Linked DNA regions of Homo sapiens: region 1 is linked to region 2. Evidence: read pairs that join two places in POLR2A ChIA-PET (ENCODE). Cell type or tissue: HepG2. All regions are shown on one strand. Each heading gives the region's core, and the rest is flanking DNA. Links, peaks and the distances in the headings are about the cores only.

Evidence for each region. ChIA-PET counts read pairs that join two places held together with the same protein. Peaks named below come from ENCODE experiments on the same cell type or tissue, not always from the same donor. Only the 100,000 strongest peaks of a DNase experiment are listed, where the experiment ranks them.
Region 1: POLR2A ChIA-PET joins it to region 2 with 5 read pairs; 2 of 35 experiments call an interaction of 5 or more read pairs at or near these places.

The regions. Positions count from the first base shown.
Region 1 is chr2:61,448,423-61,463,861 of GRCh38, reverse strand. All of the region lies in intron 1 of USP34 (ubiquitin specific peptidase 34), which reads left to right. Among named protein-coding and RNA genes, the nearest start is that of USP34, 15 kb to the left of the region's middle. RefSeq lists silencers at 3,374-3,668, 4,482-4,682, 13,486-13,585. In HepG2, for the core only: no CTCF peak of the experiment used is centred there; a DNase peak (open chromatin) is centred at 7,517.
Region 2 is chr2:61,740,728-61,756,166 of GRCh38, reverse strand. It overlaps LOC107985767 (a long non-coding RNA gene), which reads left to right. Exons shown (of 2, transcript XR_001739092.2): 2 at 11,044-12,201. Among named protein-coding and RNA genes, the nearest start is that of FAM161A, 110 kb to the left of the region's middle. In HepG2, for the core only: no CTCF peak of the experiment used is centred there; no DNase peak of the experiment used is centred there.

The sequences.
Region 1 (15,439 bases), core at 3,702-11,701, 290 kb after region 2:
ATTAGGCTAAGAGTTTTTTTTTTTTTTGAAAAGGAATTTTGTTCCTGTTGCCCAGGCTGGTGTGCAATGGCATGATCTCGGCTCATTGCAACCTCCGCCTCCTGGGTTCAAGCGATTCTCCTGCCTCAGCCTCCTGAGTAGCTGGGATTACAGGCATGCACCACCATGCCTGGCTAATTTTTGTAATTTTAGTCGATGTGGGGTTTCACCATGTTGGCCAGGATGGTCTTGAATTCCTGACCCCAGGTAATCCGCCTCCCTTGGCCTCCCAAAGTGTTGGGTTTAGGGGTGTGAGCCATCCTGCCTGGCCTAAAAGTTCTTACTAGTTAACATTGTATAAATTTTATGATGATCTATCTGAATCACCACTGTTCAGTTGGCAAAGTGAAAATTACTGACCGTGTTTTATGTATCTTCAAAAATTCAGACAAATTTCTGTGATAATTGTAGTAGGAATTCAAAAGTGGTAATAAGTATAGCTGAATAAGAATCTTTTTCATTGAATAAAATTTCAAATTTTTTGATTTTTGATTATTTTTTAAGAGACAGTGTATCACCCATGCTGGGGTGCAGTGGCCCAATTATAGCTCACTGCAGCCTCAAGCTCCTGGGCTCAAGTGATGCTCCTGCCTCAGCCTCCCAAAGTGTTGGGGTATGCTGTACCCGGCTGAGAATCTTTCTTAATACTGTTATTCTGCAGTGAACCGTTTAATAAAACTACATGTTTCCAGAGCTTTTTAGATACTATGAGTATATAGGTACGAAATCAATTAGTAACATAACTTTTTCAGTAGACATTTAATCTAAAGTTGGAATTTTTTTCCCCCCTTTGGAGATGGAGTCTTATTCTGTCATCCAGGCTGGAGTGCAATGAAGTGATTATTGCTTACTATAACTTGACCTCCTGGGCTCAAGTGATTTTCCTGTCTCACCCTCCTGAGTAGCAGGGACTATAGGTGTGTATACCAGCACACCTGGCTGCCTTTTTTTTTTTTTTTTTGGGAAACAGTTTCCCTCTGTCTCCCAGGCTGGAGTGCATTGGTACAGTCTCGGCTCACTGCACCCTCTGCCTTGGGGGGCTCAAGCAGTTCTTGTGCCTCACCCTCCCAAGTAGCTGGGATTATAGGCATGTGCCATCATGCCGGGCTAATTTTTGTATATTTAGTAGAGATGGGGTTTCGCCATGTTGGTCAGGCTGGTCTCAAACTCCTGGCCTCAAGTGATCCGCTTGCCTCAGCCTCCCAGAGTGCTGGGATTACAGGGTGTGAGCTACTTTGTCCGGTTCTCCTGAATTGATTTTTTTTTTTTTTTTGGAGACGGAGTCTTACTCTGTGGCCCAGGCTGGAGTGCAGTGGCATGATCTTGGCTCACTTCAACCTCCTCTTCCTGGGTTCAAGCAATTCTCCTGCCTCAGCTTCCCAAGTAGCTGGGATTACAGGTGCGTACCACCATGCCCAGCTAATATTTGTGTTTTTTGTAGGAATGGGGCTTCACTGTTTTGCCCAGGCTGTTCTCAAACTCCTAGCCTCAAGTGATTCACCCACCTCGGCCTCCCAAACTGCTGGGATTACAGGCATGAGCCACCACGCCTGGCTGATTTTCTTTTTTTTTTTTTTCCCCCTGAGATGGAGTCTTGTTCTGTTGCCCCAGGCTGGAGTGCGATGGCCTGATCTTGGCTCACTGCAACCTCCGCCTCCCGGGTTCAAGCGATTTTCCTGCCTCAACCTCCTGGGTAGCTGTGATTACAGGCAACTGCCACCATGCCTGACTAATTTTTGTTACGTTTAGTAGAGATGAGGTTTCACCATGTTGGCCAGGCTGGTCTTGAACTCCTGACCTCATGATCTGCCCACCTCGGCCCCCTAAAATGCTGTGACTACAGGTGTGAGCCACCGCGTCTGGCTGAAAACATGTTTTTGTATAAGATTTCATTTTATATAAAATTTAATATATCTGTTTCCAGTTCTCCCATATTATGAATAATGCCGCAAATGTACATCTTTCTACTTAAATCTTTTATCTACATCCCTGGTTCTTTTAGATTTCTAGACGTGAGTTTACTGTGTCAAAAAATATAAACATTTTTCATTATTTTCATACTGTTTGCTTGCCAGAAAGGATATATTGATCTTTTAGTCGTAGTCGTGCCTGTGTAAGGGCACTTTCACCTGTCTTGAATATTATCCTTTAGAAAGTGTTATTTTAGCAGGGCATGGTGATGTGTGCCTGTAGTATTCCCAGCTACTCAGGAGGCTGAGGTGGGAGGATCACTTGAGCCCTGGAATTCAAGGCTAGCCTGGGCAACATAGCAAGACTTCATCTCTTAAAATAAAAGTTATTTTGGTAGAGAATGTATTAAGCAATTACTAGTAAATTTAACCATTCATATTTTTGTTATTTAATGAATTGTATGTTTTTTTTTCTGTATTTCAGATTTCAGTGTTTTGGGTTTTTTTTTTTATTTTTTTGAGGCGGAATTTCGCTCTTGTTCACTAGGGTGGAGTGCAATGGTGCCATCTCGGCTCACTGCAACCTCTGCCTCCCAGGTTCAAGTGATTCTCCTGCCTCAGACTCCCGAGTAGCTGGGATTACAGGGGCCTGCCACCATGCCTGGCTAATTCTTTTGCATTTTTAGTAGAGACAGGGTTTCATCCTGTTGGCCAGGCTGGTCTTGAACTCCTGAGCTCAAGTCATCCACCTGCCTCAGCCTCCCAAAATGCTGAGATTACAGTTGTGAGCCACCCTGCCCGGCCCCTCTTACCTTCTTTCAAAATTCAAAGCTCGCTTTTTTTCTAACTTGTAAGTTTTATTAATAAGAATGAAATAACAACAACAACAAAAAGCTCACCTTTACCTGTTTTTTTTTTCTTTTTTTTTTTTTGAGATGGAGTCTCGCCCTGTTGCCAGGGTGGAGTGCAGTGGCGCGATCTTGGCTTCCTGGACCTCCACCTCCCAGGTTCAAGTGATTGTCCTGCCTCAGCCTCTCGAGTACCTGGGACTACAGGCGTGCGTCACTATGCCCAGCTAATTTTTATGTTTTTAGTAGAGACAGAGTTTCTCCATGTTGGCCAGGATGGTCTCGATCTCCTGAACTCGTGATCCACTTGCCTCGGCCTCCCAAAGTACTGGGATTACAGGCATGAGCTGCCACACCCGGCCTTCTACCTGTTTTATGAATCGAAATTCTATGTAAGATTTCTTTTGAGGAGAAAAAGGGTATACAGTATTCCCCCCTTATCCAAGTGGAATGTGTTCTGAGACTTCCAGTGGATACCTCAAACCACAGATAGTGCTGTACCCTATATACTGTTTTTTTTCTCATTATTTTAAGAACTTTCACCTTTTCACTTCAAATAAGCTTTTCTTTGGCATATCTGAATTACTAGTATCGCTGCTCTTGCACTTTGGGGCCATTATTGGGTAAAGTAAGGGTTACTTGAATACAAGCATTGTGTAGTGCCACAGTGGATCTGATAACCAGGACAGCTACTTAGTGACTTAATGGGTAGGTTGCATGTGCAGCCTGGATATGCTGGACAAAAGGATGATTCACATCCTAGACGGGACGGCACAAGATTTCATCATGCCACTCGGAATGGCAATTTAAAACTTATGAATTGTTTATTTCTGGAATTTTCCATTTAATATTTTTGGACCATAGTGACTGTGGTTAACTATGGAAAGCAAAACCAAAGATAATAAGGGAGACTATTGTAATTTCTTAATAAGCTTGGAAACTAAGTAATATGTGGGTGCTCAAAAAAAGCCAACATAAAACTGTTTTCAAGTATCTTTTTTCTGAGATGGAGTCTTGCTCTGTCGCTCAGGCTGGAGTGCAGTGGTGCGATCTCGGCTCACTGCAAGTTCTGCTTCCTGGGTTGACGCCATTCTCCTCCCTCAGCCACCCGAGTGGCTGGGACTACAGGCGTCCGCCACCATGTCCAGCTAATTTTTTTGTATTTTTAGTAGAGATGGGGTTTTACCGTGTTAATCAGGATGGTCTTGATCTCCTGACCTCAGGTGATCTGCCCACCTTGGCCTCCCAAAGTGCTACGATTACAGGTGTGAGTCACTGTGCCTGGCCTTTTTTTTTTTTTGGCTCTGTAGCCCAGGCTGGAGTGCAGTGGCTTAATATCAGCTCACTGCAGCCTTCGCCTCCCGGGTTCAAGCGATTCTCCTGCCTCAGCCTCCTGAGTAGCTGGGATTACAGGTGCCTGCCACCACGCTCGGCTAATTCTTTTGTATTTTTAGTAGAGACGGGGTTTCACCGTGTTGGCCAGGCTGGTTTCGAACTCTTGACCTGAAGTGATCCGCCCGTCTTGGCCTCCCAAACTGCTAGGATTATGGGTGTGAGCCACCGTGCCTGGCCTGTTTTCAAGTATCTTAATTGTGCCCAAATTTTAGGAGGTGGTGTCATGCTTATGAAGTTGGAATACTATGATGAATTATATTTAACACAGTGATGATAATACACTTCTGTAGCTATTTGAACACTGAAATTTCTTATACAGTGTTTTCCTTGAAGGTACTTCCTTTGTAAGAGTCATGAGAAATAGAAAGATTTGTCTAAGGTCACACAGCAAAGAAGTAGCAGGGGTAGGACTAGAATTTAGTTGTGCTTATTTCTTCTCTGTACTTTTCACTAACCAAGCTATCTTTTTTTATTTTTATTTTTTAATTTTTAAGAGGACCCTGACTGTGGAAGTTGGGAAACTCATAAGAAACCATTAAAGGAACTGTGGAGAGATTTATTTGGGCTAAAGTGGATTAGGCAAGATTTGTTTTTATTTTTTCCCGAGATGGAGTCTTGATTTGTCACCCAGGTTGGATTGCAGTGGCGCAGTCTCGGCTCACTGCAACTTCCACCTCCCGGGTTCAAGCAATTCTCCTGCCTCAGCCTCCCAAGTAGCTGGGATTGTAGGCGCCCACCACTGTGCCCGGCTCATTTTTGTAAATTTAGTAGGAATGGGGTTTCACCATGTTGACCAGGCTGGTCTTGAACTCCTGACCTCACCATCCACCTGCCTTGGCCTCCCAAAGTGCTGGGATTACAGGCGTGAGCCACTGTGCCCCGCCAAGATTTTAAGGAAGATGGAAGATTCAAGTGGGCCCTGTTTGAAATAGTTGCTGGGAATGAGAGGAGTGAAATATGGCCTACCTTGACTTGTGAAGGCTCTGCATGACTTAGCCTCTGCTAGCTTCATTCCCTTGTTCTCTTTGCCTTTTTTTTTTTTTTTTTCCTTTTTGCCTTCTTTCATTGATGACACTGAGCCTTTATACATACCTTTTTTTTTTTTTTTCTGAGACAGTTTCACTCTTGTTGCCCAGGCTGGAGTGCAATGGTGTGATCTTGGCTCACTGCAACCTCTGCTTCCTGGGTTCAAATGATTCTCCTGCCTCAGCCTCCCGAGTAGCTGGGATTACAGGCACCCGCCACCACGCCCGGCTAATTTTTGTATTTTTAGTAGAGACAGGGTTTCACCATGTTGGCCAGGCTTCTCTTGAACTCCTGACCTCAGGTGATTTGCCTGCCTCTGCCTCCCAAAGTGCTGGGATTACAGGTGTGAACCCCCGTGCCTGGCCTGTATATACCTTCTTATGCTTTTAAGTTTTGACTGAAATGATTTTTTTCGAGAAGTCTTTCCTGAACTCCAAGTCTGAAGTAGCTCTGGTTCTTTTTATTCATAGCATTTACCACAATTTAGAATTATGTATTTCTATGTTTACAACTGTAATTTTTTTATTCTATGAGACTATCAGTTCTATGATTGCAACTGTTACTACTGTTTTACAGTGCCTGCATGTGGTAGGATCAGTGTTTATTTAAAATATCTGAAAAATCGTAAGATCACTGTGGGTTGATAATAGAAGGGAAAACAAGGGTAGGCTAGATGTGGTGTTTCCTGTTTTCTCGGATATATCAAGTACTGTCAGTCCTTGCTTTTGTGATGTCTTGCTTGCCACCCTCTTCATAAAATGGTACTTTTTGTTGTTGCTGCTGCTGTTTGTTTTTGGAGACAGGGTCTCACTCTGTCACTCAGGCTGGAGTACAGTGATATGATCCTAGCTCACTGCAGCCTTGACCTCCTGGGCTCAAAAGAGCCTCCCAAGTAGCTGGGACTACAGGTGCTCATGATGACACCCAACTTGCTTGCTTATTTATTTGGGAATGGGTTTCACTATATTTCCCAAGCTGCTCTTGAACTTCTGGCCTCAAGTGATTCTCCCGCCTCAGCCTCCCAAAGTGCTGGGATTACAGGCGTGAGGCACCACACACAACACTTTACTAGTTCGTGATATTAGTACCTGTGGGTTAAATTTAAGGTTGAGAATTATTATTCTTTTTAAACTAGGTAGGATTCTGTCTCAAGGACCAGAAAAAACCGTTTCTTTGGCAGAAACAGAGTTTTTCTTTAAAAGCTATAAGTAGGCCGTCTAGGTGTATATTCAGGTGTGCTTTACTTTTAATCATTGGGTTTATAACATAATCAGGACTTTATTTCTCTGTGGCTTGCTGGGCTTCCTTGGTTTTGACCTCAGTTTGGCCCTTCCTATGGTAACAGAAATGGCTACTGCACCTTATTTATTTGACAGGTCTTGCTCTGTCGCCCAGTCTAGAGTGCAGTGGCACGATCACGGCTCACTGTAGTCTTGACCTCCCAGGCTCAAGAGATCCTCCCACCTCAGCCACCTGAGTAGCTGGGACTATAAGCCTGTGCCATCACACCTGGCTAATTTTTGTAATTTTTGTAGAGGCAGGGTTTCACCATGTTACCCAGGCTGGTCTTGAACTCCTGGGCTCAAACCATCCTTCTGTTCCAGCCTCTTAAAGTGCTGGGGTTACAGGTGTGAGCAGTCACCACTGGTCTGTTTAGTTTTTTCAGACAGAGTCTTGCTCTGTTGCCCAGGCTGGAGTACAGTGGCTCAGTCATGGCTAACTGCAGCCTCAACGTCCCAGGTGGGCCAAGCTATCCTCCTGCCTCAGCTTCCATAGTAGCTGGGACTACATGCCTGTGCCACCACACCCAGCTAATTTTCGTTTTGGTGTTTTTTATTTTTACTCTGTTAGTAAATTGAGATGGGGTCCCACTGTGTTGCCCAGGCTGGTCGTGAACTCCTGGGCTCAAACTATCCTCCTGCCTCAGCCTCCCAAAATGTTGGGATTATAGGCGTGAACCACCATGCCTGGCCATTTTTTTTTATTTTTAGTAGAGATGGGGTTTCACCATGTTTCCCAGGCTGGTCTCCAACTCCTGGGCTCAAGTGATCTCCCTACTTTGGCTTCCTAAAGTGCTGGGATTGCAAGTGTGAGCCACTGTGCCCAGCACTACTGCACCATTTTTATACCACATCTTCATACCACAGTGTTTGGACATCACGTACTTAAACTATGCGGAGAAAAAGAGTGAATCTTTTCTGGAACTTACTGTACAAGAACAAGAAGGCTGCTTTTTCCAAAACCTTCCTGACAAATGTCATTTCATATATTATTGACTCTGTTCCTGAAATAGAGTTCAAAGAGGATGGACTTTGATTGGTTTAAACTAATCAGGACCTATTCTTGAAGCTGATCTCACCCAAATCTCATAACTAAGAGTGTGCTTCTGGAAAAGAAATCTGGCACGTTGTTACCATGAAAGAGGTGAAATTGCTTCTGGGCAGTAAGCCCACGGATATCTAATACACTGAAAACCATTTCTTAATATTGTATTTACTGAGTTGTGTTTCACCTTAACTCTGTTTAAATATTTGTTTTTTTAAAAACATAAACACTTGTGTAAAGCATTCTCCTGTATGCTGGTAGGTATAGAAATACATTTAGCTGTGTATTTTCTCTTAAGGAAGGTTCCAGAGTACAGATGAGGCAGTAGGATGATACTTGAGTGAGTGATCTTTGGAACCTGGTAGACCTGAGTTCAAATCTTGCTCCTGTCATTTATTAAGTCTCTGACTTTGGCTAAGTTCCCTTACCTCTTAATGCCTTGTTTCTTATTTGGAGATGAGGATATTCTTAATACATGTCTCATAGGGATTTTGTGAGGAGTGAATAAGATAATGCATATCAACATTTAACGCAGTGCTAGCATAAGAAATATGCAAAACAACAGCATGAAAAATAAAAATGGTAAATTTTGTGAAATAGTTTTAGTTGAAGTGCAGTGGGAGGAGTTTAGTTTTGGGATGATGGGAGAAAACTTTGTGGACTTGATATAATTTAAGTTGGTCTACGTGGTATATATGCATATAAGTTTTTGAGATGGGGGTCTTGGTATGCTGCCTGGGCTGGTCTTGAACTTCCAGGCTCAAATGATCCTCCTGACTCAGATTCATGTTACCTGGGATTACAGGCACACACCACTGCACCTGGCTATCTTTGAGTGATTGAAAAACAAAAACAAAAAAACCCTGTAATCCTAGCACTTTGGGAGGCCAAGGCTGGTGGATTGCCTGAGCTCAGGAGTTCGAGACCAGCCTGGGCAACATGGTGAAATTCTGTCTCTATTATAATACAAAAACTAGTTGGGCATGGTGGCACACATCTATAATCCTAGCTACCCAGGAGGCTGAGGCATGAGAATTGCTTGAACCCGGGAGGCGGAGGTTGCAGTGAGCTGAGATCGTACCACTGCACTCCAGGTTGGGTGACAGACGGAGACTCTGTCTCAAAAACAAACAAAAGGCTGGGGTGTGGCGGCCCACACCTGTAATCCCAGCATTTTGGGAGGCCAAGGTAGGCATATCACCACAGGTCAGGAGTTCAATACCAGACTGGCCAACATGGTGAAACCCTGTCCCTACTAAAAATACAAAAATTAGCTTAGCATTGTGGCGTGTGCCTGTAATCCCAGCTGCTTGCCAGGCTGAGGCGGGAGAATCGCTTCAACTTGGGAGGTGGAGGTTGCAGTGAGCCAAGATGGCACCACTGCACTCCATCCAGTCTGGGCGACTAGTGAGACTCATCTCAAATAAACAACCAAAAAAAAAAAAAAAGAAAAAAAAAACCCCACTATATTTGCTGGGTGTGGCGGCTATGCCTATAATCCCAGCACTTTGGGAGGCCTAGGCGGGCGGATCACGTGAGGTCAGGAGTTCGAGACCAGCCTGGTCAACATGGTGAAACCCATGTCTACTAAAAATAAAAAAATAAGCTGGGTGTGGTGGTGGGCCCCTGTAATCTTGGCTACTCGGGAGGCTGAGGCAGGAGAATCACTTGAACTTGGGAGGCGGAGGTTGAAGTGAGTAGAGGTTGTGTCACTTCACTGTAGTCTGGGCGACAGAGGGAGACTCCATCTCAAAACAAGAACACTATATTGACACAGTCACCAGGGACCTGTTGTTTATGAAAGTACACAGAGAAGTTTTCTCTATAACTCCATGGATCCAGTGCTTTCCCTTTGGGAAAAACAAAAACAAAAACAAAACAACAAACAAAAAACTGGCTGGGCGCAGTGGCTCATGCCTGTAATCCCAGCACTTTGGGAGGCCAAGGCAGGTGGATCACTTGAGGTCAGGAGTTCAATACCAGCCTGGCCAACATGGTAAAACCCTATCTCTACTAAAAACAAAACCTAGCTGAGCATGATGGCACACGCCTGTAATCCCCAGCTACTTGGGAGGCAGAGGCAGGAGAATCACTTGAACCTGGGAGGTGGAGGTTGCAGGTAGCTGAGATCACACCCCTGGGTGACAGAGGGAGACTCCTTCTCGAAAAACCCCAAACCCTCTCTTTTCCTGCCTATAATTTAATCACTGTAGAAATCTGTAGAAAATACTGAAGAAATACAAACCTTGTGATTGTTAAAATTTTGGTTTATATAAATCTAGCTGTCTTCTGTGAATATGTATAAACTGAGTTTATACTTACCTACTGTTTTTTATGAGCATTTTCTTATAAAATGCTCATAAAAAACATGAGCGAACATGATGAAACCCTGTTTCTACCCAAAATACAAGTATCTGAGAACAGAATTTAATGGCAGCCTACTTTTAGTCTTTTGAATGTGACACATATTTAACTAATGTTTTCCTGTTTAAAAAAATATGAAAATATTTTTAAGCATAGAAATCTGGGTCATGTCCCAGGTCAAGATGTAAATTTGGTGTTTTTTGGTTTTTTTCTTCTTCCTTTTTTTTTTTTTTTTTTTTTGAGATGGAATGTCACTCTGTTGCTTGGGCTGGAGTGCAGTGGTGTGGTGGAATCTTGGCTCAGTGCAACCTGCGCCTCCTTGGTTCAAGTGATTCTCCTGCCTCAGCCTCCTGAGTAGCTGGGATTACAGGCACGCACCACCATGCCTGGCTAATTTTTGTATTTTTAGTAGAGATGGGGTTTCACCATATTGGCGAGGCTGGTCTTGAACTCCTGACCTCAAGTGATTCACCCTCCTGGGCCTCCCAAAGTGCTGGGATTACAGGCACAAGCCACTGCACCTGGCTTGTTTTCTTTTTTTGAGACAGGGTCTTACTCTGTCGTCTATGCTGGAGTACAGTGGCGTGACCATGGCTCACTGCAAACGCTACTTTCCAGGCTTAAGCAGTCCTCCCATCTTAGCCTCCTGAGTAGCTGGGATTATAGGCGCAGGCCACCACACTTGGCTAATGTTTTTGGTATTTTTAGTACAGATGGGGTTTCACCATGTTGCCCAGGCTGGTCTCGAACTCATGGGCTCTAGCAATCCACCCGCTTCGGCCTCCCTAAGTGCTGGGATTATAGGCATGAGCCACAGTGCCCAGCCTAGATGTAATTATTTAAGGGTTCTGATTTTCAGTTACCTTCTAGAAAGGTTGTATTAATTTATTGCCTAAAAGCTTTATATGAGAGTGCCTTTTTTTTTAAAAATATTAGATATTCTATTTTTAAGAATCTGTATGATAGGGTGTCCTAACATGATAGGATGTCTTAAACTACTATATTTGTTCCTGCAAAGTTGTGGGTGTTTTTTTTTTTTTTTTTTTTTTGGTTGTGGGGTGGGTCATCATAGTGTCTTGGTCTGTCTCTAAGGGCTGGAGTGTAGTGAGTGGCGTGATCAAGACTGACTGCAGCCTTGACCTCTGAGGCTCAAGCGATCCTCTTATGTCAGCCTCCTGACTGCAGGTGTGTGCTGGCAAGCCCAGCTAATTCTTAACTTTTGTTTTTTTTTTTGGTGGAGACAGGGCCTCTTTGTGTTTCCCAGGTGGGTCTCGAACTCCTGGTTTCAAGTAACCCTCCTGTCTTGGCCTTCCAAAGTGCTGGGGATTACAGGCCAGCACGGTGGCTGACGCCTGTAATGCCAGCACTTTGGCGGGAGGCTGAGGCGGGTGGATCACCACCTGAGGTCAGGAGACCAGCCTGACCAACATGGTGAAACCCTGTCTCTACCCAAAATACAAAAATTAGTAGGGTGTGGTGATGCATGCCTATAATCCCAGCCACTTGGGAGGCTGAGGCACGAGAATCTCTTGAACCCCGGAGGTCGAGGTTGCAATGAGCTGAGATCGCGCCACTACACTCTAGCCTGGGTGACAGAGTGAGACTCTGTCTCAAAAAAAAAAAAAAAAAAAAAAAAGTGCCGGGAATTATAGGCACGAGCCACTTCACTTGGCATGGTTCTTGAGTTTTAATGGCAAGTAGTCTTTTGTTATTTAGAAAGGTCATTCCCACTCAAGATTAGATACTCAATTAAGTCTTTTTCTTTCTTTTTTTTTTTTTTTGAGACGGAGTCTCGCTCTGTCGCCCAGGCTGGAGTGCAGTGGCATGATCTCGGCTCACTGCAAGCTCCGCCTCCTGGGTTCACACCATTCTCCTGCCTCAGCCTCCCGAGTAGCTGGGACTACAGGCGCCCGCCACCACGCCCGGCTAATTTTTTGTATTTTTAGTAGAGACGGGTTTCACCGTGTTAGCCAGGATGGTCTCGATCTCCTGACCTCGTGATCCGCCCGCCTCAGCCTCCCAAAGTGCTGGGATTCCAGGCGTGAGCCACTGCGCCCGGCTTTCAATTAAGTCTTTTTCTAGCTTTTATGGATTTGTTAAATTTAATTTTTTATTCATCTGGAATTTATTTTGGTATCAAGTATGAAGTAGGATCTAACATTAATTTTTCTGAACAATGACTTAGTGATTTTAGCAAATTTGAATTTCTCTCTTTTCCATTGATTTGAAATGCCAGGTCTGTCTGGTTTTTTGTTTTTTTGTTTTTTTTTTTGAGGCGGGGTTTCGCTCTTGTTGCCCAGGTTGGAGTGCAATGGCATGATCTTGGCTCACCACAACCTCCGTCTCCCAGGTTGAAACGATTCTCCTGCCTCAACCTTCCGAGTAGCTGGGATTGCAGGCATGTGCCACCATGCCCGGTTAAGTTTGCATTTTTAGTAGAGACGGGGTTTCTCTCTTGGTCAGGCTGGTCGTGAGCTGCCAACCTCAGATGATCCGCCCACCTTGGCCTCCCGAAGTGCTGGGATTACAGGCGTGAGCCACCGCACCCAGCACCATGTCTGTCTTGTACAGAATTTATGAGTATATTCTTGGAGGCCTATTTTTAAGCTGTTTATTATTTCATCATCTAGTTTTAATTTAGTCACTTTATAATTTATCTTTGTGCCTGGTGCCGTTAAACCAAATAGGTTGTGAAAAGTTATTCATTTCTTTTTTTTTTTTTTTTTTTTTTTTTGAGATGAAGCCTCACACTGTCACCTGGGCTGGAGTGCAGTGGCATGATCTCGGCTCACTGCAACTTCCACCTCTCGGGTTCAAGTGATTCTCCTGTCTCAGCGTCCCGAGTAGCTGGAATTATAGGCGCCTACCACCATGCCCAGCCAATTTTTTTTACATTTTTAGTAGAGATGGGGTTTCACCATGTTGACCAGGCTGGTCTTGAACTCTTGACCTCGTGATCCGCCTGCCTTGGCCTCCCAAAGTGCTGGGATTACAGGTGTGAGCCACCGTGCCTGGCCAAGTTACTCATTTGTTAAGATGAAACTTTAGAATCCTTTTTTTTTTTTTTTGCATCTCCTCCGTTTCTATTGGAATTTTTATTGAAATTGGATTATGTTTATAAGTGGGGTAAGAGTTGACATCTTACGGTGTCTTTCCCGAAAGGAAATAATGTATCTTCCCATTTTTACATAATTTTTGTTTCTTTTTGACGTTTTATATTTTTCCCCTTTATGTAGGTTCTGCGTATTTCTTTTTACATGTACTCCTGGATATTTTTGTTTGTTGTTCCCAATTAAAATGGTATATTTGCACATCTTTATCATTTATTTTACTTTATTATTTATTTGGTATTTTTAGTAGAGACAGGATTTCACCATGTTGGCCGGGCTGGTCTCAAACTCCTGCCCTCAAGTGATCTCCCTACCTCAGCCTCCCATACTTTATAATTTTTTTAACAGCTATAGTGAACTATTGGGTTGGTGCGAAAATAATTGGGGTTTTGCCACTTGTAAACCACAATTACTTTTGTACCAATCTAATAAATTCACATACCTTACTGGCACCCGACTGATTCAGAGTTGTGCAACCATCACCACAAACAAGTCTAGAACACTTTATCACCTCAATAGGATTCCCCTACCTTTTAGCAATCAGTCACCCTAAGCTACTTCCCATTTCAGTAGCACGAAGCAACAACCAATATGCATTCTTAATATATTTGCCTATTCTGAACCTTTCGTGTATATGGAATACTAATATTTGTTTTTTTTGTGACTGCCTACTTTCACTTAGCATAATGCTTTCCAGTTTTGTCCATGTTGTAGCATATGCCAGTACTTCAGTCCTTTTTTTTTGTTTAAGACTTTTTGTATTTTTATTTTTATTTTTTGAGACAGAGTCTTGGTTTGTTGCCCAGGCTGGAGTGCAGTGGCATGAACTTTGTTCACTGCAGGCTCTGCCTCCTGGGTTCAAGTGATTCTCCAGCCTCAGCCTCCCGAGTAGCTGGGACTACAGGCGTGCGCCACCATGCCCAGCTTATTTTTGTATTTTTAGTAGAGACGGGGTTTCACCATATTGGCCAGGCTGGTCTCGCACTCCTGACTTCGTGATCCACCCACCTCAGCCTCCCAAAGTGCTGGGATTACAGGCGTGAGCCACCGCGCCGGCTGATACAACTTCATTCTTTTGCATGAGGCTGTTCAGTTGTCCAAGCTTCATTTTTAGAAAAATCTATTCTTTCTGTTGCATGGTCTTGGCATCCTTGTTTGAAAGTCATTTGCCTGTACATATATAGGGTTTTTTTCTGTACTCTGTATTCTGTTTCATTGATCTGTATGTCTATCCTTACGCCAGTACTACACTGTCTTGATTGCTGTGGCTTTGTAATAAGATTGGAAGTCAGAAAGTGTAAATCTTTGTTTTTTTTTTGTTTTTGTTTTTTTTTTCAAAATTATGTTGGCTCTTCAGGGTCCCTTGAGTTTCCTTCTGAGTTTTAGGATCAACTTGAAAACTTCTACAAAGATGCCAGCTGGAATTCTGGTAGAGATTGTAGTGAATCTGTGTATCAAGTTGAGGATTATTACTATCTTAACAATATTAAGTCTCCTGATCCATGAACATGGGATATCTTTCTATTTATTTAGGTTGTCTATAATGCTTTAAACAATATTTTGTAGTTTCCTACTTTTTTTTTTTTTTTTAAGAGGGAGTCTCACTGTCATCCAGGCTGCAGTACAGTGGCATGACTTCTGCCTTCCAGGTTCGAGCGCTCCTCTTGTCCCTCCTGTCCCTCCCGTCCCTCCATTCCCTCCTTCCTGTTGCCCAGGCTGGAGTGCAGTGGCACGATCTTGGCTCACCGCAACATCCACCTCCCAGGTTCAAGCAGTTCTCCTGCCTCAGCCTCCAGAGTAGCTGGGATGATTACAGGCATGCGCCACCACACCTTGCTAATTTTTATATTTTTAGTAGAGACAGGTTTTTCCATGTTGGCCAGGCTGGTCTCGAACTCCCAACCTCAGGTGATCCACCTGCCTTGGCCTCCCAGAGTGCTGAGATTACAGGCATGAGCCACTGTATCCGGCCTCTGGCCTGCACTTTTTGTTATTCAATACATTTTGGGCAAAGAATAAGAATCTTATTCTTTCTGATGCTATTGTAAAATTGTTTTTCTAGATTTTACATCTGAATTGTTCATTGCTAATATATAGAAATATGGTTGATTTGGTACCTTGATCTTGTATCCTGCAACCTTGAACTCATTTGTAAATTGTTTAGTGGATCCCTTAGGACTTTTTTATGTATGTCATCTATGGATGGAAACAGTTTCTTTATTCTTTCCATTTGGGATGACTTTTACTTCATATACTCATTATTAAAAATATATCTTCATTTGGCTTGATCAGTGGTTATCAAAGTATGATCTGTCAACCATGGAGGTCCCAGAGAGCCTGTCAAAGAGTTGTCAAGATAAGATATTCTTTGCATTTTTTTTCCCCGTCCTTGAGACAGGGCCTCACTCACTCTGTTTCCTGG
Region 2 (15,439 bases), core at 4,930-12,929:
GGGATTAATGCCCTTGTAAAAGCTGCCTGGCCCTTTCATTTCTTCTGCCATGTAAGGACACAGCATTTGTCTCTTGTAAAGGACGCAGCAACAAGACAGCATCTTGGGAGCAGAGATAGAGCCCTTTATCATACACTGAATCTTTCAGCACCTTGATCTTGGACTTCCCAGCTCCCAAAATTGTGAGAAATAAATTTCTATTATTTATAAATTACCCAGTCAGTGATATTTTGTTATAGCAGCAAAAACAGACTAAGACAACTAGATAATATGAATTTGGGAGGCAATAACATATAAATGGTATTTAAAGTCATGGACTGGTTGAGAACAGCGAGGAGTGAGGATATGTAGATAGAGAAGAGAAAAGGTCTATGCAATGTGACCCAGGTACACCAGTTTTTAAAGCTTAGGAAAATAAAGGAGGCCTCAACAAAGAATGCAGAGAACGAATGCAATTGAGCTATGAGGAGAACCATGGAGGGTGGTGTCTTGGAGACAAGGTGAAGAAAGGGTCTCAGGCTGGACACGGTGGCTCACACCTGTAATCCCAGCACTTTGGGAAGCCGAGGCGGGCAGGTCACCTGAGGTCAGGAGACTGAGATCATCCTGACTAACACGGTGAAACCTCATCTCTACTAAAAATACAAAAAAACCAAAAATACAAAAAAACCCACAAAAATTAGCCCGGCGTGGTGGCGGGTGCCTGTAGTCTCAGCTACTTGAGAGGCTGAGGCAGGAGAATGGCATGAAACTGGGAGGTGGAGCTTGCAGTGAGTCGAGATCATGCCACTGCACTCCAGCCTGGACGAGAGAGTGAGACTCTGTCTCATAAAAGAAAAAGAGACCAACCAATAAGACAAATGCTACTGATAGGCAGAACAAGACAAGAATTGAGATTTGTCCTTTAGATTTGACCGCATGGAGGTCATTGGTCATTTTCATAAGTGCAGTTTCAGTGAAACAGTGGAAGGAAGTCTTGATTAGAGTGGGTTCGAGAGAGGAGAGAAAATAGAAATTAAGTATAGACAAGGCTGGGTGCAGTGGTCACGCCTATAGTTCCAGCACCTTGGGAGGCTGAGGCGGGCAGATCACTTAAGGCTAGGAGTTCAAGACCAGCCTGGCCAACATGGTGAAACCCTGTCTCTACTGAAAATAAAAAATTAGCTGGGCCTGGTGGCAGGCACCTGTAATCCCAGCTACTTGGGAGGCTGAGGCAAGAGAATCACTTGAACCCAGGAGGCGGAGGTTGCAGTGAGCCAAGATGGTGCCACTGTACTCCAGCCTGGGCAACAGAGCAAGACTCTGTCTCAAAAAAAAAAAAATCTGAATATTAAAACAAAAGATTCTCCTAGTGTCCCTATTGACAAGGGTTTTAAGAACTCTGTCAGGATCCAGGGGTAGAGACCAATATACATATTTCGTGTTATTTCATAGTTATTTATACCTTGATAAAGCTGTTTAGAATGTTTATGGAGTGACATAACTCTATATGGGCTCTCAGCACTGGGCTAGGCATCTGGGTCACAAATAGGACATAGGCAGGACCAGCCCTCAAAGAGCTTCTAGCCCAGTGTGGGGCCCTGACGTAGACACACGCAACTCACAGCACAACAGAGATTCCTCAACATAGAGATGAGAGCTGTGAGAATCCAACTTGGCCTTACCCTGGGGCAGTGACTGCCTCTCTCAGCACCTCAATTTCCTATTCTATAACATCCACCTGCCTACCTCAGAGGATGTGTTAAAGATCCAATGAAAACACTTTGTGACAAATGCTATACAAACGTAATAGGATGGTTTTCAAAACAAGATGGTTGCTGTTAAGCATCTGATTTAGAGCCCTTGATGAGCTGTCTAATTTCAGATAAAGGTGATGTAAAATAATTATTGAGGGTGTTATGTCTATTTATAAAATGATGAAAAATTGTCAGCTTGGGTTTGAATCTGACTTTGCCATTATTATTATAACGGTATCATTTGTGTGACTTTGGGTAAATAACCTCTCTAAGACTCCTTTACAAAATGGAAATATTAAAACTGACCTCAAGGGTTGCTGTGAGGATAACATGATATAATGTATTTTAAGTGTTTGTTACAGAGTAATACCAGAAGGTGCAATTGATTTGAATTTTTTAAAAGCAAAAACTATTAATTCCTTTTGAATGAACTAGTTCGCATCTGGTATTTCCTCTTATCCCTTGTGCTGTGGTTTGAATAGGTCCCCCAAAGTTCATGTGCTGGAAACTTAATTGCCATTATGATATTATTAAATAAGAGGTGGGGCCTTTAAGAGGTGATTAAAGAGCCCTCATGAATGGATTAGTGCCATTATTGTAAGAGTAGGTTCATTGTTGTGGGAGTGGGCTCCTGCTAAAAGGATAAGTTTGGCCCCCATCTTGTCTCTCTGTCTAATGTGCTTGCTTCCACCTTCCACTCTTCTCCATGGGATGACCCTTGTCAGATGCTTGTGCTATGCTCTTGGACTTCCCAGTCTCTAGAACCATGAGTCAAATAAATTTCTTTTCTTTATAAATTGCCCAGTCTATGGTATTCTGTTATAGAAACCGAAAATGAACTAAGACATCCTGTTTAAGCTATTTTTACACATAGGAAGTTTTCAATTAAAATGTTAATCTCTATAACAATTGTCACAGTAATTCCAAATGGTGTTCCTATTTTATTGCAGTTATATGTTTAGATTTTTATGATCTGGAGGATGGAAAAAGATGAAGGGTCAGATCAGATTGGTTGTCACCTTCCAGTCAGAGTAATTCAACCTGCTTTTATGGTCCCAAATCATTCTGGGCTAACAGTCTTACCTATCATAGAAGGGCTTTATTTATTCCCTTTGTTTGTTGCCTTTGATAGTGGAAGAAATACAGATAGGGTCAATAGAGGTGAAGGAAAAAATGTATATTCAACCTATTCCAGTTTGTTCTTTTTCCTGTTTCAGTTTATATGTCCATAAACTGAGGTAGGGAATGCAATTTGGGGATATTTATGGGTTATCTAAGTAGGTGGCTCTATGAAGTGCCCCTAAAGACAATTAAAGAGAGAGTACTATTATTATTATTTTTGAGACGGAGTCTCACTTTGTCACCAGGCTGAGTGCAGTGGCGCGATATTGGCTCACTGCAACCTCCACCTCCCGGGTTGAAGCGATTCTTCTGCCTGAGCCTCCCGAGTAGCTGGGACTACAGGCATATGCCACCACACCCAGCTAATTTTTGTATTTTTAGTAGAGATAGGGTTTCATCATGTTGGCCAGGATGGTCTTGATCTCTTCACCTTGTGATCTGCTCACCTTGGCCTCCCAAAGTACTGGGATTACAGACATAAACCACCGCATCTAGCCTAGTTTTTTTTTTTTTTTTTTTCCTCAGACAGAGTCTCTCGCTCTGTTGCCTAGGCTGGAGTTCAGTGGTGTGATCTCGGCTCACTGCAACCTCTGCCTCCCGGGTTCCAGTGATTCTCCTGCCTCAGCCTCCTGAGTAGCTGGAATTACAGGCACTCACCACCATGCCAGGCTGATTTTTGTATTTTTAGTAGAGACGGGGTTTCACCCTGTTGGTCAGGCTGGTCTTGAACTCCTGACCTCCTGATCCACCTGCCTTGGCCTCCCAAAGTGCTGGGATTACAGGCATGAGCCACCGTACCTGCCCAAGAGAGAGTATTATTAATACTTTATTTCCACAACCCAAATCCTAAGGATCTTATCATACCTCCTTTTTGAATTGGATTAAAAGTTGTTTAAATCTATGCAGATATTGTGTACTTTTCTAGTGCTGATGTGAATTTAACAAAGAGGCTTGAAGAAATTCTCAGAATAAAGCCTTGAGTTTTATTTCCATTTTAAGACCTACTAAGAACTATGCTAACATGCCTGGAATTCCATCAAGTACATCTTCATGATCCTTCTCTTGTCAACTTCAGTCACAAGTCATAGAAATATACAGACAGTCCTCAACTTATAATGGTTCAACTTACCATTTTTTGACTTTCCAATGGTGCAAAAGCAATATGCATGCAGTTGAAACCATACTTCAAGTGCCAATACAGCCATTCTGTTTTTCACTTTCAGTGCATTATTCAGTAAGTTATATGAGATATCCAACACTTTATTATAAAATAGGCTTTGTGTTAGATGATTTTACCCAGCTAATGTAACGTTGGACTAATGTAAGTGTTCTGAGCATGTTTAAGGTAGGCTAAGCTAAGCTATGATGTTTGGTAGGTTAAGTGTATTAAATGCATTTTTGACTTACAATATTTCCAAATTAAGATGGTTTTTTTTTTTTTGTTTTTTTTTTTTTGTTTTTTTTTTTGAGATGGAGTTTCACTCTGTCGCCCAGGCTGGAGTGCAGTGGCACGATCTCAGCTCACTGCAAGCTCTGCCTCCCGGGTTCATGCCGTTCTCCTTCCTCAGCCTCCCGAGTAGCTGGGACTACAGGTGCCTGCCACCATGCCCGGCTAATTTTTTTTTTTTTTTGTAGTTTTAGTAGAGATGGGGTTTCACTGTATTAGCCAGGATGGTCTCGATTTCCTGACCTCGTGATCTGCCCACCTTGGCCTCCCAAAGTGCTGGGATTACAGGCATGAGCCACCGCGCCTGGCCCCAAATTAAGATGGTTTTATTGGGACTTACGTCCATTCTAAATCAAGGAGCACCTGTATGAGAACACATGGACACATAGAGGGGAACAACACACACTGGGGCCTATCAGAGGGTGGAGGGTGGGAGGAGGAAGAGGATCAGGAAAAATAACTAATGGGTACTAGGGTTAATACCTGGGTGATGAAATAACCTGTACAACAAACCCCCATGACACAAGCTTACCTATGTAACAAACCTGCACATGTACCCCTGAACTTAAAATAAAACTTAAAAAAAAGAAATGCCAAACCTGAGCCAGAAGTGAAAGACAAAGATTTTTATTTATTTTGCCCTGTCTTCAAATAAAGAGGTTGATTAACTTGAAAAAAAAAAATAAAAGCATCCGTAGTGTCTGGGTTAGTGAATATATTTCCCTTTAGTTATACCCATGTTACTAGAATTATTCTGTTTATTTTTTAAAAAATTATATAAACTACAAACTCCTTACCATTGCTTCTGAGGCCCGGCATAATCTGGCTGGTCCTTGTCAGTTTTTCCAACCTCATCTTTTCCTACTCTTGTCCCTCCTTGATCACTTTGCTCCAGCCACACTGATCTCTTTCAAGTCCTCAAACATTCCAAGTTCTCCACTTCAGAGATTTTGTACGTGCTGTTTTCTCTGGCTGGAATGCTCTTCTCCTTGAATGGTTGCCAATCTTGGGTTTCAGCTTATGTGTTATCTCCTTACTCATTTATTGAGTGCCTAGTGTTCCAGGCATGTTCTACGTGCCCCTCATAGCAGTGAACCAGGATCATCCCTGCCCTTGAGACCTTCCCTAAGCACCCTGATGGAATATTCCTTGCTCCCTCCCCTGCTATTGTACATCTTTCTTCCTTTTTTGTGTCCCTTCTTGTACTCATGGCAGTTTGTAATTATTTTACTTCTTTTCCTTCCCTTCCCTCAGTGGAAATGTAAGCTCCATGGTGGCTGGGGCCTTATCTGTCTGTTTGCTATTATGTCCCCGGCATCTAGCAGAGTGACTGGGATAGAACAGATCTCAATGTATATTGAATGAATGAATGAGTAATCAGCATCTGAAGAAATTTGAACATGTCATCTGTTAAGAACTAAAGCTAAAGAAGATGCAAATTATGTTCATTGCAGATTCAACATAGAAAATGCGTAGTTAATCTCTAGCAAAGTGCCTAGCTCATAATAGATGCTCATCAAAATAGATTTTGAATGTATAAAGAAGTGAATATATTTGAATTTATTTTCCTATGCCCTGTAAGGAAGATTTTTAATAACTAGTATACCAACCAGTATCTCAGCTGATTCTATCTCATTTAAAGTTAAAAGTCCTGGCCAAGGATTCAGAAAGTGAAATCATTTCCCTAAAAAGTCATACATTTATGTTTTATGTATTTTCTTTTTGAGATGGAGTCTCGCTCTGTCGCCCAGGCTGGAGTGCAGTGGTGTGACCTTGGCTCACGGCAACCTCCGCCTCCTGGGTTCAAGTGATTCTCCTGCCTCAGCTTACCGAGTAGCTGAGACTACAGGCATGCACCACCACACCTGGCTAATTTTTTGTATTTTTAGTAGAGACGGGGTTTCACAATGTTGGTCAGGCTGGTCTTGAACTCCTGGCCTCAGGTGATCCGCCTGCCTCGGCTTCCTAAAGTGCTGGGATTATAGGCATGAGCCACCACGCCCAGCCTTTTATGTATTTTCTTAAAGCATTATTGTCATGATGCTAACAGCTGACCTTATAAGCGCAGCAAAGGTATTTTGTCATAGAATGCTTAAATGAATATATGCTCCTTTATTTGAATAATATGAAAAATATTTATATAACTATAAACTTTAACATTGGAAGGAAACCCATACTGATTGAACATGTACTACATCCCAGATACTTCCCTAAATTATTATCTTCTTTCATCCTCACAATAATTGAGAGAGGTATTCTTATTCTCATTTTACTGCTGCTGCAGGAAATGAGGGTCAGGGAGGTTAACCAAATTGTTCTAGGAAAAACACTGGGCGGTATAGTGAAGATTCAACCCCTATCTTTGGATTTCACGAACAGGGTACTTTCTGTCTCTTTGGGCCTATCAAGTCCCAGGCATTAGAAACATAAAGATGAGTATGGCACCTTCCTGTCCTCTAGAAGTTTAGAATTCAGCCCATCACTTAGAAATGTAAGCCAATAATTGAAAGAGGTTCTAAACTTCTTCGTGTATTAGAGAGGCAGTCATTCAGTCTCCCTGGAGTGGATACCACATTCCAGGTCTCTTCCTCACCTTAGTATATTTATTTTATTTTTTCAAGTACTTATACAGTATTTACTATGTTTTAATTCCTTCATAGGTATTAATGCATATAATTCTCATTTAACAACCCTATGAGGTAGTTACTATTATAGTCCCATTTTATCAATGAGAAAATGAGGAACAGATAGGTTAAAAAACTCAACCCAAGTTACACAGCTAGTAGCAGAGCTGTGAGTCAACTCCAGGCAGTCTGGTGCTAGAATCTATATTTTAACCACTAGATTATGTTGGTTTGAGGCCTTTCTAGGTTCAGAAAATTCAATATTAGCATTCACCAAAGTGATCTGATTTTAGAGCATTGACAACTTATTGCTTAAAAATGAACGAAACAAGTATTGAGTATACTGGATATTCTTGTTGATTGCTTACTGTCTTTCTAGGCAATTCTACCTGGGTAGGCAATTTATAATCAGAGGCTTCTTGGTGCCCTGGGAATTAGATCAAGGGAAATTAGCTGGCTGATCTTAAAGACTTAGTGATTCCATTTCCACTACAGGATTATGTCTGTGACAGCCATTCTCCTGGACAATACTGAAGGTATACTGCTTTTCAGAGCTGTGAGATTACAGTGCTTACCAATCCTCCTCAAAGTTGAAATAGTCTTTCTTTAGACATTGTATTAGTCAGGACTCTTCTAGTTGTACGTTAGAGAGTCCCAGCTCAAATAAGCTTAAACACAAAAGGCAATTGTTTGACCTATGTCCCTGGAAAGTTAAAAGGTGAACTTGGCTGCCATATCTAGTGGCTCAAATGCAATTGCCCTCCAGGTTTCTCTTTGTCTATCTACATCCCTCATCCTCCACAACTCTGGCTCAGCCTATCTGTGTGTTGACTTCATTCACTCTCCTACAGAAGGAGACTTATTGGACCATGTCGGGTTACCTATTCTGTTTTGTATTGGTAAATATGGCCATGAAAATAAGATATTCCCATTTGGTTAGGATTGGGTCACCGGTGCATACATGTGGTCTCGGGGCCTGGGTTTATTTGATAACCCCACCAGAAGCACATGTTGGGGGAAAGGAGGATACATTCTTCAAAAGACATAGGAATGGGCTAGGTACAGTAGCTCATGCCTGTAATCCCAGCACTTTGAGAGGCCAAGGTGGGTGGATTGCTTGAGCCCAGGAGTTCAGGACCAGCCTGGGTAGCACAGTGAGACTTTGTCTCTACAAATAATTAAAAAACCAGCTGGGCATAGTGGCATGCACCTGTGGTCCCAGCTACTCTGGATGCTGAGGCAGGAGGATCGCCTGAGCCCAGGAGGTAGAGGCTACAGTGAGCCATGATCACGTCACTGTGTTCCACCCTGGGTAAAAGAGTGAGACCTTGTCTCAAATAAATAAATAAATAAATAAATAAATAAGAAGAAGAAGTATAAATAGGAATGATGTACAGACAAGAAGAACAACAGAAAAAACACACATAACACGTATACTCATTCATTCTTTTTTTTTCTTTTACCATTTATTTATTTTTAACTTGTAAGTTCAGGGTTACATGTGCAGGTTTGTTACGTAGATAAACTTGTGTCATGAGTTGTGTGTGTGTGTGTGTGTGTGTGTGTGTTTTGAGACGGTTTTACTCTGTCACCCAGGCTGGAGTGCAGTGGCGCCATCTCGGCTCACTGTAAACTCTGCCTCCTGGATTCAAGCAATTCTTGTGCCTCAGCCTCCCTAGCACCTGGCACTACAAGGGTGCGCCAACATGCTCAGCTAATTTTTTGTATTTTTAGTAGAGAGGGGTTTTGCTGTGTTGGCCAGGCTGGTCTTGAACTCCTGGCCCCAAGTGATCCTCCCACCTCGGTCTCCCAAAGTGCTGGGATTACCCCACTCCTGCCCCCATGGAGATTTGTTGTGTGGATTATTTCATCAGTCAGGTATTAAGCCTATTTATTACCCATTAGTTACTTTTCCTGATCTTCTTCCTCTTCCCACCTCCACCCTTGGATAAGCCCCAGTGTGTGATGTTACCCTCTATGTGTCCATGTATTCTCATCATTTAGCTCCCACTTATAAGTGAGAACATGCAGTATTTGGTTTTCTGTTCCTGCATTAGTTTGGTAAGGATAATAGCTTCCAGCTCCATCTATGTTCCTGCAAAGTACATAATCTCATTCTTTGTTATGGCTGCATAGTATTGCAGGGTGTATATGTGCCACATTTTCTTTATCCAGTCTACCACTGATGGGCATTTAGGTTGATTCCGTGTCTTTGCTATTGTGAATATTGCTGCAATGAACATATGCGTGCATGTGTCTTTATAATAGAACAATTTATGTTCCTTTGGGTATATACTCAGTAATGGGATTGCTGGGTTGAATGGTATTTCTGTTTTTACATCTTTGAGGAATTACCACACTGTCTTCCACAATGGTTGAACTAATTTACACTCCTACCAACAGTGTATAAGTGTTCCTTTTTCTTTTTAATCTCACCAGCATCAGTTATTTTTAACTTTTTTTCGTGACAGATTCTTGCTCTGTCGCCCAGGCTGGAGTGCAATGGCACGATCTCAGCTCACTGCAACACTGTCTTCCACAATGGTTGAACTAATTTACACTCCCACCAACAGTGTATAAGTGTCCCTTTTTCTTTTTAATCTCACCAGCATCAGTTATTTTTAACTTTTTTTTTTTGACAGATTCTTGCTCTGTCACCCAGGCTGGAGTGCAATGGCACGATCTCAGCTCACTGCAACCTCCACCTCCCCGGTTCAAGCAGTTCTCCTGCCTCAGCCTCCCAAATAGCTGAGATTACAGGGGCCTGCCACCACACCCAGCTAATTTTTCTATTTTTAGTAGAGAGGGGGTTTCACCATGTTGGCCAGGCTGGTCTCGAACTCCTGACCTCAGGTGATCCACCCGCCTTGGCCTCCCAAAGTGCTGGGATTAGAGGCATGAACCACTGCACCTGGCCCGTTTTTTGACTTTTTGGTAATAGCCATTCTGACTGGGGAGAGATGGTATCTCATTATGGTTTTGATTTGCATTTCTCTAATGATCAGTGACGTTGAGCTTTTTTTGTGTGATTGTTTAATTGTTGGCTGTCTGTATGTCTTCTTTTGAAAAGTGTTCATGTCCTTTGCCCACTTTTTAATGTTTTTTTCTTGTAAATTTCTTTATAAGTTCCTTATAGATACCTTTTTTCCCTTCATTCCTTTCTTCTTCTCCTTCTTCTTCTTCCTCTTCTTCTTCTTCTTCATCTTCAACATCTCCTTTTTTTTTTTTTTAATAAAATAAAGGTGGGGAAGTCTCACTATGTTGCCTAGGCTGGTCTCAAACTCCTGGGCTTGAGTGATCCTCCTGCTTCAGCCTCCCAAAGTGCTGAGATTATAGGTGTGAGCCACTGTGTCCAGCCCATACATTCATTTTTTATGAATTCAAAATATACAGTACTTATTAAATACCTACTATATTTCCCAGGACTGTTGATATTTCTACATGCTACACACACACACACACACACACACACACACACACACACACACACACACAGATCCCAATTTATAACAGCTTAAAAAGCAAGAAAGGGCTTTACCAGAAATGTTGCAACGTGCCTGAGAGATAGATATCTAACAGGATCAGATATATAGGAACAGTACTGAAAGAAACCACAGTCCAAAACACTTGCAGAAGACAGCAATCCAGATAGGAGCTCAGTGTCATCCCAACTCTAGAATCAACTGGTAAGAAAAGTGAGCGGGACGAACCCTGGACATTCCTCATAGAGATTCACTGAGGGGTTAGATAAGTAAAAATGGGCCGGGCTCAATGGCTCATGCCTATAATCCCAGCACTTTGGGAGGCTGAGGAGGGAGGATCACTTGAGGTCAGGAGTTTGAGGCCTGCCTGGCCAACATGGTGAAAGCCCGTCTCTACAAAGATACAAAAATTAGCCAGGCATGGTGGCACATGCCTGTAATCCCAGCTACTTGGGAGGCTGAGGCACAAGAATTGCTTGAACCTGGGAGGCGGAGTTTGCAGTGAGCCGAGTTTGCGCCACTGGGCTCCAGCCTGAGCGACAGAGCGAGACTCTGTCTCAAAAAACAAAAAAAGAAAGAAAGGAGAGAATGTAGAGGAGAAATCATTAAAGCAATATTTCTCCAAATTTCAGAAAGATACAAGTCTTCTCATTGGAAATGTTAACCAAGATGAATGAAATGGAAACCAACACCTGGACATGTCATGGTGAAATGTTAGAACACTGGGCACGAAGGTAAAATCCTAAAAGCTTCCAAAGAGATAAACAGGTTAAGCTCAAAGGAATGGGAATCAGTGTGGCATCAGGTTTCTCATTGGCATCATTGCTGGAAGACAACAATCTGAGGAAAAATCAGACTGAGAAAAACTATCTTTCAAGTGAGAGTGCAAAATATGGTTATTTTTGTATATCCAAAGATTCTGAAATTGTACCATCCACAGATCTTTACTGAAATAATCATGTGGGGTTGAACTCTAGCAATGTGAACAATGAATCCAAGAAAAAAGGAGACATGGGATTCAGGAACTAATGTGAGGGGCACATGAGGTAGGCTTGAGGCCCTGTATTCTGTGTGACTTCTAATTACCCGGTATCCAGGAGATCTGAGGCTGTATCCCACCAGGACCCATTCCAATCCCAGATGGTACTTAGGAGTTTCATCAACAACAAGCTTCTCTTCAATAAAGATTATCAGAAGTTTTGTTGGCTACAAAGGACTCATCCAACTTAGAACTAAACTCTGGAATATGGCTTTATTCTATTGTTTCTCTCTTTTTTATTTTTTAGTTTATTATTTTTTTTGAAACAGGGTCCCACTCCTGTCATCCAGGCTGGAGTGCAGTGGCGCCATCATGGCTCACTGCAGGCTGGAATTCCCAGGCTCAGGTGATCCTCCCACCTCAGCCTCCCAAGTAGCTGTGACTACAGGCCTGTGCCACCACGCCCAGCTAATTTTTTTGTGTTTGTTGTGGAGACATAGAGATGGCGTTTTGCCATGTTGCCCAGGCTGGTCTCAAACTCCTAGACTCAGGTGAAGTGTGAGCCGCCTCTCCTGGCCTATTCTTTTGTCTCTTAAAGGATTAAAATTAAGGAGGTCACATTTGCCATGAAAAGTTCATGATATTTTGTTCATCACTGCATTTTGCCTTTGAATGAAAAAGTTTGTTCTTTCTCAGAGAGGCACATAAAGATCGGAACTGGTATAGCAAAGCAGCCTGTGAAGTCAAACTAGTGTGGGTTTGAATTATGACTCTGTGATTTCCTCTTGAGTAAAATATTTAACCTCCCTGAGCCTCAGTTTATTCATATACTTGAATACGGATAAGAGGACCTATTTTCCAGGTTTGTGTAAGGCGTTAAGAAGCTAACATGTAAAGTAGCATTGTGCGCTGAGAGTTTCAACTCCGGTTGCACGTTAGAATCATCTGGGGGCTCTTAAAAACTACAGATACTGAAGCCCCACCCCTAGAGATTTGGCTTTAATTGGTCTTAGGTTGGTGTATTTTTTAAAGCTTTCCATGTGTTTCTAATGTTGAGAAAAACTAACATGCATATATGTGGCTGGCACAAAGCAGGACCCAATAAATAGTAATTTCAAAAAATGTAAAAAAATTATAATAGAAGGCTTCCAGACAGAGGCAGATATGACTTGAAGCAAACAAGGCATAAGTTTCAGGGCCCTCACTTGCATACGCTCCTTCGAAGGCTCAGTGAGTTCTCCTCCAGCCTGAGCAGAGGGCACCAGTGGCCACTCCACCTGGGGTCCCCTGCCCGTGCTATCTAATCCTCTTTCACTTCACTATTTCTCCAGCTGCAAAAGGAACTTTAGATAATGGAAGAGATCAGCCAAATTTCAGAACAAGGATTCAAATTATTTCCATGGAAAATAATTACCCACAAATAGGTAATTCTTGTGATTCTCATTTTACTAGTGTTGAAACCAACACCTAGAGATTATATGATCTGCCTCAAGTCACAAATCAGCAAATAGTAGCCACAGCAGCACAGTAATAGAATCTGTGCGTCTTGTCTTACCCTCCTTGCCTGAGCACATGAGCCCATCTCCTGAGCGACGGGGCAGGTCTGTGTTGGTGATCATGCATAAACTGCAGAGGATGGTGCCACTGACCTTTCAAAACTTGCCGCATTCCTTGTGTAATGGATACATCCTAGGGCCTCACTAGCTTGTGACCTCAGAACAAGGCCATGCAGCTTAATGTCCAAACTACAGCTCTGAGCCTATGGAGCTGAGAAGTCCATTCCACTGCGGGGTCTATATCCTCGTTCTTCCCTCCTCCAAACCCAGGGAGTGCTTAGGAGGTCATCTGCATTGGTCTCGCACTCACATAGGCCTCCTCCAAGACCCTGGAAAAAGCCCTTGCCATGTATCCAAATGAGCGTATGTTTTTGTAAAATTTGTAAATATTTTCTCTTTTTATCTTTCTTTCTCAGTTTAGAGACTGGGTCTTGCTCTGTCATCCAGGCTGGAGTGCAGTGGTATAATCAAAGCTCACAGAAGCCTGGAACTCTTGGGCTCAAGTGATCCTCCTGCCTCAACCTCCCAAGCAGCTGAGACTACAGGCGCATCTGCACCTGCACTCGATTAATTTTGTTAAATTATTTTTTATAAAGATAGAGCCTCTTTGTGTTGCCCAGGCTGGCCTCGAACTCCTGGGCTAAGGGATCCTCTGGACTTGGCTTCCCCCCCAAATTTTAATACTTAAAGAGCAATCAGTTAAGACTTTTGCTACTTCTACTTCTTTCTACTCTCCCTGTCTGTGAAGGCACTGGAGTGGCTGTGGGCCTTTTATAGGATCTGGTTAAGAGGAAACCGAATACTATATATGTTAGACCTAAAAAAACAAAAAAAGAAAACCTTAAAAAATTAAAAATATATATATTTTGTAGAGACAAGGTTTTATTATGTTGTCCAGTCTAGTCTCAAACTCCTGGCCCTAACTGATCCTCCTGCCTCAGCCTCCTAAAGTGCTGGGATTACAGGAATGAGCCACCATGCCAGGCCAAAAAAAATTTTTTTAAGAGAAAGTAAAGTTGCAAAATTCTACATAGTTTTGTTTTGTTTTTTTGTTTTGTTTTTTTTGTTTTGTTTTGTTTTGTTTTTTTTGAGATGGAGTCTCGCTCTGTCACCAAGGCTGGAGTACAGTGGTGCGATCTCAGCTCACTGCAACCTCGACCTCCCAGGTTCAAGCGATTCTCCTGCCTCAGCCTGCCGAGTAGCTGGGATTACAGGCACCTGCCATGACGCCCGGCTAATTTTCCTATTTTTTGTAGAGACGGGGTTTTGCCTTGTTGGTCAGGCTGATCATGAACTCCTGACCTCAGGTGATCCACCTGCCTCGACCTCCTAAAGGGAAATATGCTATTTTTAACAGCTTTACTCGGATATTCTTTTTTTATTTTATTTATTTATTTATGAGTCCCCAGGTCTTTTCTGTCCAAACCCTGCTGAAGTAAGAGACAGATCTGTAGGACCACTGAAACGCTGTCTACTCAGGTATTATTGATATATAATAAACAGCACTTTTTTTTTTTTGAAACAGGCTCTTGCTCTGTCACCCAGGCAGGAGTGCAGTGGCATGAACATGGCTCACTGCAGGCACCACCTCCGGGGCTCAAGTGATCCTCCTCCCTCAGTCTCTCGTGTAGCTGGGACCATAGGTATGCAGCAGGGTGACTGGCTAATTGTTTGATGTTTTTGTAGAGACAGAGTCTCATTTTGTTGCCTAGGCTGGTCTTCAACTCCTGGGCCCAAGCAATTCTCCTACCTCAGCCTCCCAAAGTGCTAGGATTAGAGGTGTGAGCCAGCCAGGCGCGGTGGCTCACGCCTGTAATCCCAGCACTTTGGGAGGCCGAGGCGGGCGGATCACGATGTCAGGAGATCAAGACCATCCTGGCTAACACGGTGAAACCTCGTCTCTACTAAAAATACAAAAAATTAGTCGGACGTGGTTGTGGGTGCCTGTAGTCCCAGCTACTCAGGAGGCTGAGGCAGGAGAATGGCATGAACCCGGGAGGCGGAGCTTGCAGTGAGCCCAGATCGTGCCACTGCACTCCAGCCTGGGCGACAGAGCGAGACTCAGTCTCAAAAAAAAAAAAAAAAAAGTTTTTTGAAATCTTTTGCCCATTTTTAAAAAAAATTTGGGTTGCTTGTCTTCTTCTTATTGGGTTTTGAGAGTTCTTTATGTATTCAGGATACTCTCAAACACAGTCTGGCTCCATATGGCCAAGATAATATTTCCAAAGCCAATTGTTCAGTCTCAAATAATACCACGTGTGGGATGCCGCACTCTCACCCCACGCTGCAATATATTCCATACAGTACCTGACCAAACCAGTCTAAGTCTTCTTGGCTAGCATAGGAGGAAGGAGCTTTTCTCTTAGCGCAGGAGGAAGACTAGTTCAGACCTACACATAATCCTGCCTATGGTCTAGTCTTACAATCTCCCATGAGCAAATGCTTTAACAAAAATACACCTACATCTTCCAAGAACCGTCACTTTCAGAGACA